Regions from separate parts of the Homo sapiens genome. Here region 2 is linked to region 1. The links are chromatin contacts, found by POLR2A ChIA-PET in ENCODE. All regions are on one chromosome and are shown on one strand. Each heading gives the region's core, a stretch centred on a gene start or an enhancer-like site at or near the end of the contact. The rest is flanking DNA. Distances are from core to core; before and after follow the strand shown. Region 1 holds the start of ECRG4 (ECRG4 augurin precursor). Region 2 overlaps UXS1 (UDP-glucuronate decarboxylase 1).

Region 1 (3,233 bases), core at 122-2,621:
AGAAATTCAACTGCATTGCATGGAGAGCTAATTATATGGAGAGACAGTAAGTGCTTACCACTGGAGGGTATAAAAATACTGGCCGGTGTGGTGGCTCACACCTGTAATCCTAACACTTTGGGAGGCCGATGCGGGTGAATCATTTGAGTTCAGGAGTTCAAGACCAGCCTGGCCAACATGGTAAAATCCCTTCTCTACTAAAAATACAAAATTAGCTGGGCCTCGTGGCACATGCCTTGTAATCCCAGCTACTCAGGAGGCTGAGGCAGGAGAATCGCTTGAACCCCGGAGTTGGAGGTTGCAGTGACTGAGATCCCATCACTGCACTCCAGCCTGGGCAACAAGAGTGAAACTCCGTCTCAGGGAGGGGAAAATAAGTGAGAACCTTGGTGAAGGAAAGAGGTAATCAGCTCAGTTCAGGGCAGATCTGAGATGGGAAGACAGGAAAGGTAATCTCACATCTCCATCCTTTTGTAGCCCAGGCCTGGAGAGAATAATTAGGTGACCCGCTCAGAGTCCGTTGGGATAAAGTTGTTCTAGTTTTTGTTCACTACGCCTCCTTTCACGTGTCCTCTACAGTTGAACAGGCCAGTTACTGGGATGCAGTTCTGCGTTTCCCTTGGGTCTCACCTTAACATCGCTCGCTGAAGTGTGCCCAGATTACAGAGCGGGCAAAGGGAAGCAGTGGTTTTGCTCACAGCTGCAGGGCACCAGGTTCCTGGTTTCTCAAAGGCTTTTCTATTGGAGAAGTTTGGGTGAGACGATTTCCCGGACTGCAGCTCTGAACCCAGACTGTGGAATCTTTCAAACTATCTCAAAAACAGCCCCGCCTAAGGCATCCTTAAGAGCAGCTCTGAACTAAGGAAATTCCAAAGCCCACTTTACAAACCAGGCAGAAGCAAGGCCCCCAAGCAGGGAGGGAGGGAGATAGGGAAGAAAGGGGTGAGGAGTAAGGGGAACAGTGGCGCGGCTGGGGCGGGCGGAGGAAGTGGGGGAGCCAAGGAGACACCCCAGCGCTGGGATCCGGCAAGTCCTCCCTCTGAGTGGCCAGGGGGCCTCGTCCCTTCTCCCGATGCCTTCTGCCCTTCCTTGGGTCTCCGGAACCCAGCTTGTCCTAACCGCTTTCGCTGCGGGCAGCGCTGGCCACGCGGCCCCCGCCGCCGGCGGTTCTCCGTGGCCAAGCATCCTTGGCCTTGGAGCCCAGGGGCTGCGTTCCCCTTGGGGCCGGGGCGGGAGAGAGGACCTCGGTGGTACTCGCCCGTGCGCTGGGCGCAGCCGCTTGGCCCTCAGCCCTCTGGCGCGGCGCCCACCCGCTGGGTCCCGCCCCGGCAGCGACGCAGGGATAACCCGCGGCCGCGCCTGCCCGCTCGCACCCCTCTCCCGCGCCCGGTTCTCCCTCGCAGCACCTCGAAGTGCGCCCCTCGCCCTCCTGCTCGCGCCCCGCCGCCATGGCTGCCTCCCCCGCGCGGCCTGCTGTCCTGGCCCTGACCGGGCTGGCGCTGCTCCTGCTCCTGTGCTGGGGCCCAGGTGAGCGGGGCGATGCCAGGCTGATTGATAGCGGCACCAGGGGTTGGCCCCATGTGGCGCTTCCATGGTGCCCGGGGAGAGCGATCGGTGATGGGGTGGCGGCGTAGGGACCCATCCTTAGCCTAGGCAGGGCCAAGGGGTGGTAGAGGACCGGGTCTGGGGTTTTGCACTCGCACAAGTGCGAAGTGGTGCCCTTGTGAGGGTGGAGAGAGTACCGGGGTCAAGGGGAGGGTCTCAGATCTCCCGGGCAACCTTGGGCAAGGAGGGCCAGGCGTCCGAAGGGTGGGCAAGTAGTGTTTCGTGGCTTAACGTAAGGGGCAAAAGGGTTGTGGGGGCTTTACGCAGCTGGTAACCCAGAGGAGGCAAATGGCACCATCACCGCCATTCCCTTCCAGGCAGTCGCTTAGCAACCAAGTTGACTTGCGCTTCCCAGCTGGGTCAAGTTGCAATTTGCAAAGCTGGGCACAGGCCTCACACCCCAGAGAGGGGAAAGGCTCTTAAAGGAGTAATGCTTAATCTTTCCTGCTTCGTGGAGCTCCCAGCGAATCGGTTGAAAACTCTGAAATTCTCTGCTCGCTCTCTGTAAAACGTGCATTCACACGCACACCCAGAATGATGGGTGCTCCGATATCTGATCGCTGGGCTCCACAGGCCCCACTTTAGGAACCATAATCTGAAGCCGTGGTTTGTCCTGAGTTACCACCTTCACTGGGTAGGAGGAACATTTATGGTTCACAAGTGGCCTCAAGGACACATGACTGCCTTTGAAGCTTACAACTAGGGGAGGCAGGGATTGTTACCTCAGAGTTACTGGTGTATGAAGTGACTTGCCCAAGAGCCTGAGACTGGCGCTGTCCCACTGCAAAGCAGCTGGGCACTGCCTAATGTAAAAGGGAGGCTCACTCGGTTGCTCAGTTTCTGTATTTTGCTCATTCGAAACAGGTATGGAAACTGAACTCGAGGTGAGAAGAGGCAGGGGACATTCAGTAGGAGCCCTGGGATGGAGCCCCGGGGTTGCTAAAACAGCAGGAGGCGTGGTGAGGTCTGTTCAGGTGGGGAGGATTATTGTTCCACCTTAGAATCACAGGCGAAGCTAATCAGTCATTTCCCGTTGTATGGTTTACCTGCCTCCCACTCTTTGTTCTTGCCACTTTAAGAAGCACATCTGGGCCGGCCTTGGTGGTTCATACCTGTAATCCCAGCACTTTGGGAGGCCGGGGGGGGGGGGGGGGCAGATCACCTGAGGTCGGGGGTTCGAGACCAGCCTGACCAACATGGAGAAACCCCGTCTCTACTAAAAATGCCAGACGTGATGGCACGTTCCTGTAATCCCAGCTACTCGGGAGGCTGAGGCAGGAGAATTGCTTGAATCTGGGAGGAGGAGATTGCGGCGAGCTGAGATCGTGCCATTGCACTCCAGCCTGGGTAACAAGAGTGAAACTCCGTCGCAAAATAAAAAAAGAAATAAATAAAAGAAGAAGAAGAAAAAAGCACATCTGAATAAGTCAAGTGAGCACTGGCTACAAGCCATTTATTTTCAGGACTTGTATTTTATTTAGTTTATACCAATAACTCAGTTAAAATATCATCACCGAGCTGGGATGTGAAAGTTCTTATACAGTGAAAATATTTTTTTTTTTTTTGAGATGGAGTTTTGCTCTTGTTGCCCAGGCTGGAGTGTAATGGCGTGACCTTGGCTCACTGCA
Region 2 (3,559 bases), core at 137-2,636, 79 kb after region 1:
AATGAGCTGAGATCGTGCCACTGCACTCCAGCCTGGGCAACAGAGAGAGACTCCGTCTCAAAAAAAAAAAAAAAAAAAAAAAAAAAAAAGGTATAATTTGGGCAGCACTTAGTGAAATGAGGGCCCAGTGCTGTGCTAAGTCCTCACAGTAGTTTTCTATTGCTGCCTAATCAAATTTAGAGGCTCAAAAAATATCCATTCACGATCCGATCTGACAGGTCTACAGGACCGGGCACAGTATGGCTCAGCTGGTTCTCAGCTCTGCCTGCCCCCAGGCAGAAATCAAGGTGTCAGCAGGGCTGTGTTCCTTTCTTCAGAGGATGATTCAGGATGACAGCAAAATTCAGTTCCCTGAGGCTGCAGGACTGAGGTCTCCTTACAGGCTCTCAGCAGGGAGCCATTCTCAGCTTCCAGAGGCTGCCAACACTCTCCCGCACATGGCTCCTTCAAAGCCAGCCAGGGTAGGTCAGGTCCCTTGCACACTGCAAACCTCTCCAGCTTCCCTTCTGCCTGGTCTCCCCGCGGTATCTCTTCTACCCAGTCTCTCTACCTGACTCTTCCATTCTCTGTTGCTGCCTTTGACGGTTCATGTGACTATGTGGGGGCACACCCAGATAATCCAGGATCATCCTCATTTTAAAGCCAGCTGGTTCATAACCTTGATTCTATCAGCAAAGTCCTGTGACAGCACCACCTAGCATCTTGGGTTGAACAATGGGAAAGGGCATCTTAGCAGGGAACTGTGAGAATCTGCTTGCCAGGCCCTGTCACATGTATGACCTCAGTTAACCCCACAGCAATCCCAGGAGGAAATCCAAGAGGAAAGTGAGCCCACTGAGCTATAATCTACATAGCCTGTTATACTTTACAAAAACTACAGCTTCACTCCAAAATGAATCCTAAACAGATTACATAATTAAACGTTTAAAAATGAAGCAAAAAACCAACCAACAAAATTAACACCATGGCTGCTTTCTAAATATTAGATTAAATATTCATCTCATCTTGGAACGGTTAGAGCAGAAAGAGAACAGAAGAAACAGCAAGAAGAATATGAACAGATGAAACTATGTTATAAAATGTCACTCAAACGAAAAGGCAAAAACTTTTTGCCTTTGTGGGAAAAATGCTAAATACAAGCCCAACAGTTAACATTCCTATTACAAAGAACTCATACTAAAAGAATATTTTTAAAATGGACTAACAAAACCATTGGTATTTCTCTGGTGAATTAACATGTTAAATTCTAACCATATTTAGTAACCAAAGAAATGTACATTGAACCAATGGTTTTCTATCAAATTAGCAAGATCAAGGGGTTGGCAGATTGGGTGCTGGTGAGGACCTGCTTCCTGGTTCATATATGCATCTTCTCGCCACGTCCTCACACGGTGGAAAGGCCAACGGGGTTTTCCCAGGCCTCTTTTATAAAAACACTAATCTCATTTGTGACGACTCTGTCTCCATGAACTCATCACCTCCAAAGGCCCCACCTCCTAATACCATCACTGTGGGGCTTGGGATGCCAACATATGAATTTGGGGTGACACCAACATTCAGACCACAGCAGATGTGTACTACAGGAAAGTTACTTCAACAGGTCCATGAAGTTCAGGACCAGGGGTGCCACGTAGGAGAGAAGACGGCTATTCACACTGTTATAACCACTCGTTATCACACAGACTAGGACGGCACCTCATACATATTGAGACATTTCAAAAATAAAACCCAACATAGCTTTCAATGTGCTGAGTCAAACAGCTTACCCTCAGGAATCCCGCAGCTCTGGCAAGGCCACCTGCGGAGCTCTGAATAATAACAATGTGCAGTTTTCACTCACCCTCGATGTAGAGGGGCTCCACCACGTCGTGGTTAATCAACTCGAAGTTCTCATGTCCGATCCAGTGCTCCACGTTTCTCTTCCTGCCCGTGAAGAAATTGTCCACCACGGTCACCTCGTGGCCGTCCATCATGAGTTTGTCAGTTAGATGGGAGCCCACGAACCCTGCGCCTCCTGTTATCTGCATCCGGACAGCGTGTGCAGAGCATTCCCAGAAAAAGCACATGAGAACACAGTGAGGACCAGCTCCACGGAGAGACATCTCTGGTGCAGCCACGACTTAAAACTCAGGAGCAAGGCGGGGAAGGAAGACAGCAAAGGTTTTAAGGTAGCATCTTGACTCTTACTGCAGAACAAAGAGGTCATACTATCTGTAAACTCCTAAGCAGCCTAAAATTTCAAACTACCAGTCTTGGAAGAATACAGAAAAATCATAGTTACAAATTTCAAAATGTCTTTGCTGACTGAGAATTTCCCATTAGTCAAAGGTTCTTGTTTTATAACAAATGGGATGCTGGACATAGCTCACGTGGCTTTAATATTACTGCTGAGAACTTTAAAAATTACTTTATAGAAAAAACGATTAGCAAAATGCAGAGATTTGGTGAACTACCAAGAAAAAAAAACTTAATATTTAAGTTAGATTCAAAAACTGCAGGAAAAACAAATATCTTTTAAATTGTTTATGAGAACAAATTAATAAGCAATACATGCTGTTTGTAGACTAAAGCCCTAAACGCCTAAGTCCACTGTGTGGTTAATTTCTGAATGGTGATGTGAACCCAGTGTGGTATACACTCCCAGCCACAGAGCACGATGAGGCAGCTGTGAGGGGTCTTGACGGTAACTCAGTAATAACAAAACCTAGACCCCTGCAAAGGTGAAAAGTCAACTGCGCTTGAAAAATACTTTTAAGTTGAACACAGGTATTTTATTCAAATTAAATGGTGTAACTGGAGGAGGATAAAGGGAATTTCATCTGGGGGAAGGTTATAGGCGGTGGGAGTGAAAAGAATAGGCTCAGAAAACAGACGTGCCATGCACAACTCAATTCTCTAGCCTGCTGTATCCTGTTCTCCACTCTGCCTTCTCTTCACCAAAATTCTCATTCATTTCACCCTTCTGTTTCAAACGGAAAGTATTAATAGGAAGACAGCAATCCTTTCTACCTAAAATAAAAGGTATACAAACTCCTAGGTCTATGGTTTTAAAACATGTAATTCTCCATGAAACTCCTGTTTAAAATAAATGAAATCTCACACACGATGAAGTATTCACCACGGTGAGAGAGTAAAGCCACCTGGATTTGAGTGGAGTGGTAGCTCATGCCTGTAATCCCAGCACTTTGGGAGGCCGAGACAGGTGGATCACTTGAGATCAGGAGTTCAAGACCAGTCGGGCCAACATGGTGAAACCCTGTCTCTACTAAAAATACAAAAAATTAGCTGGGCGTGGTGGCACACTCCTGTAATCCCAGCTAGTTGGGAGGCTAAGGCAGAAGACTCACTTGAACCCAGGAGGCGGAAGTTGCAGTGGATCGTACCACTGCACTCCAGCCTGGGTGACAGAGAAGACTCCATCTCAAAAAAAAAAAAAAAAAAAAAAAAGAAGCCATCTGGATGAAAAAGATCAAAAATGGCAGAGGAGAAGTAAGGGGAGGCTATAAACTAAAAATGAAATTTGGGTTGGGTGCAGTGGCTCATGCCTGTACCCAACACT

The links. ChIA-PET counts read pairs that join two places held with the same protein, here RNA polymerase II (POLR2A).
Region 2: POLR2A ChIA-PET joins it to region 1 with 21 read pairs in activated naive CD4-positive, alpha-beta T cell. The contact joins the enhancer-like site here to the promoter of ECRG4 in region 1. POLR2A ChIA-PET finds 5 or more read pairs at or near these places in 3 of 52 experiments (H1, HCT116 and activated naive CD4-positive, alpha-beta T cell).

What each region holds. Positions count from the first base shown.
Region 1 is chr2:106,064,317-106,067,549 of GRCh38, forward strand. It overlaps ECRG4 (ECRG4 augurin precursor), which reads left to right and starts at 1,372. Exons shown (of 4, transcript NM_032411.3): 1 at 1,372-1,527. The coding sequence starts at 1,449.
Region 2 is chr2:106,143,350-106,146,908 of GRCh38, forward strand. It overlaps UXS1 (UDP-glucuronate decarboxylase 1), which reads right to left. Exons shown (of 15, transcript NM_001253875.2): 6 at 1,841-2,021. Among named protein-coding and RNA genes, the nearest start is that of UXS1, 49 kb to the right of the region's middle. RefSeq lists a silencer at 224-518. Within about 2 kb of position 1,387, at least 3 of the 41 ENCODE cell types and tissues checked have a DNase peak (open chromatin) inside an H3K27ac peak, as active enhancers do.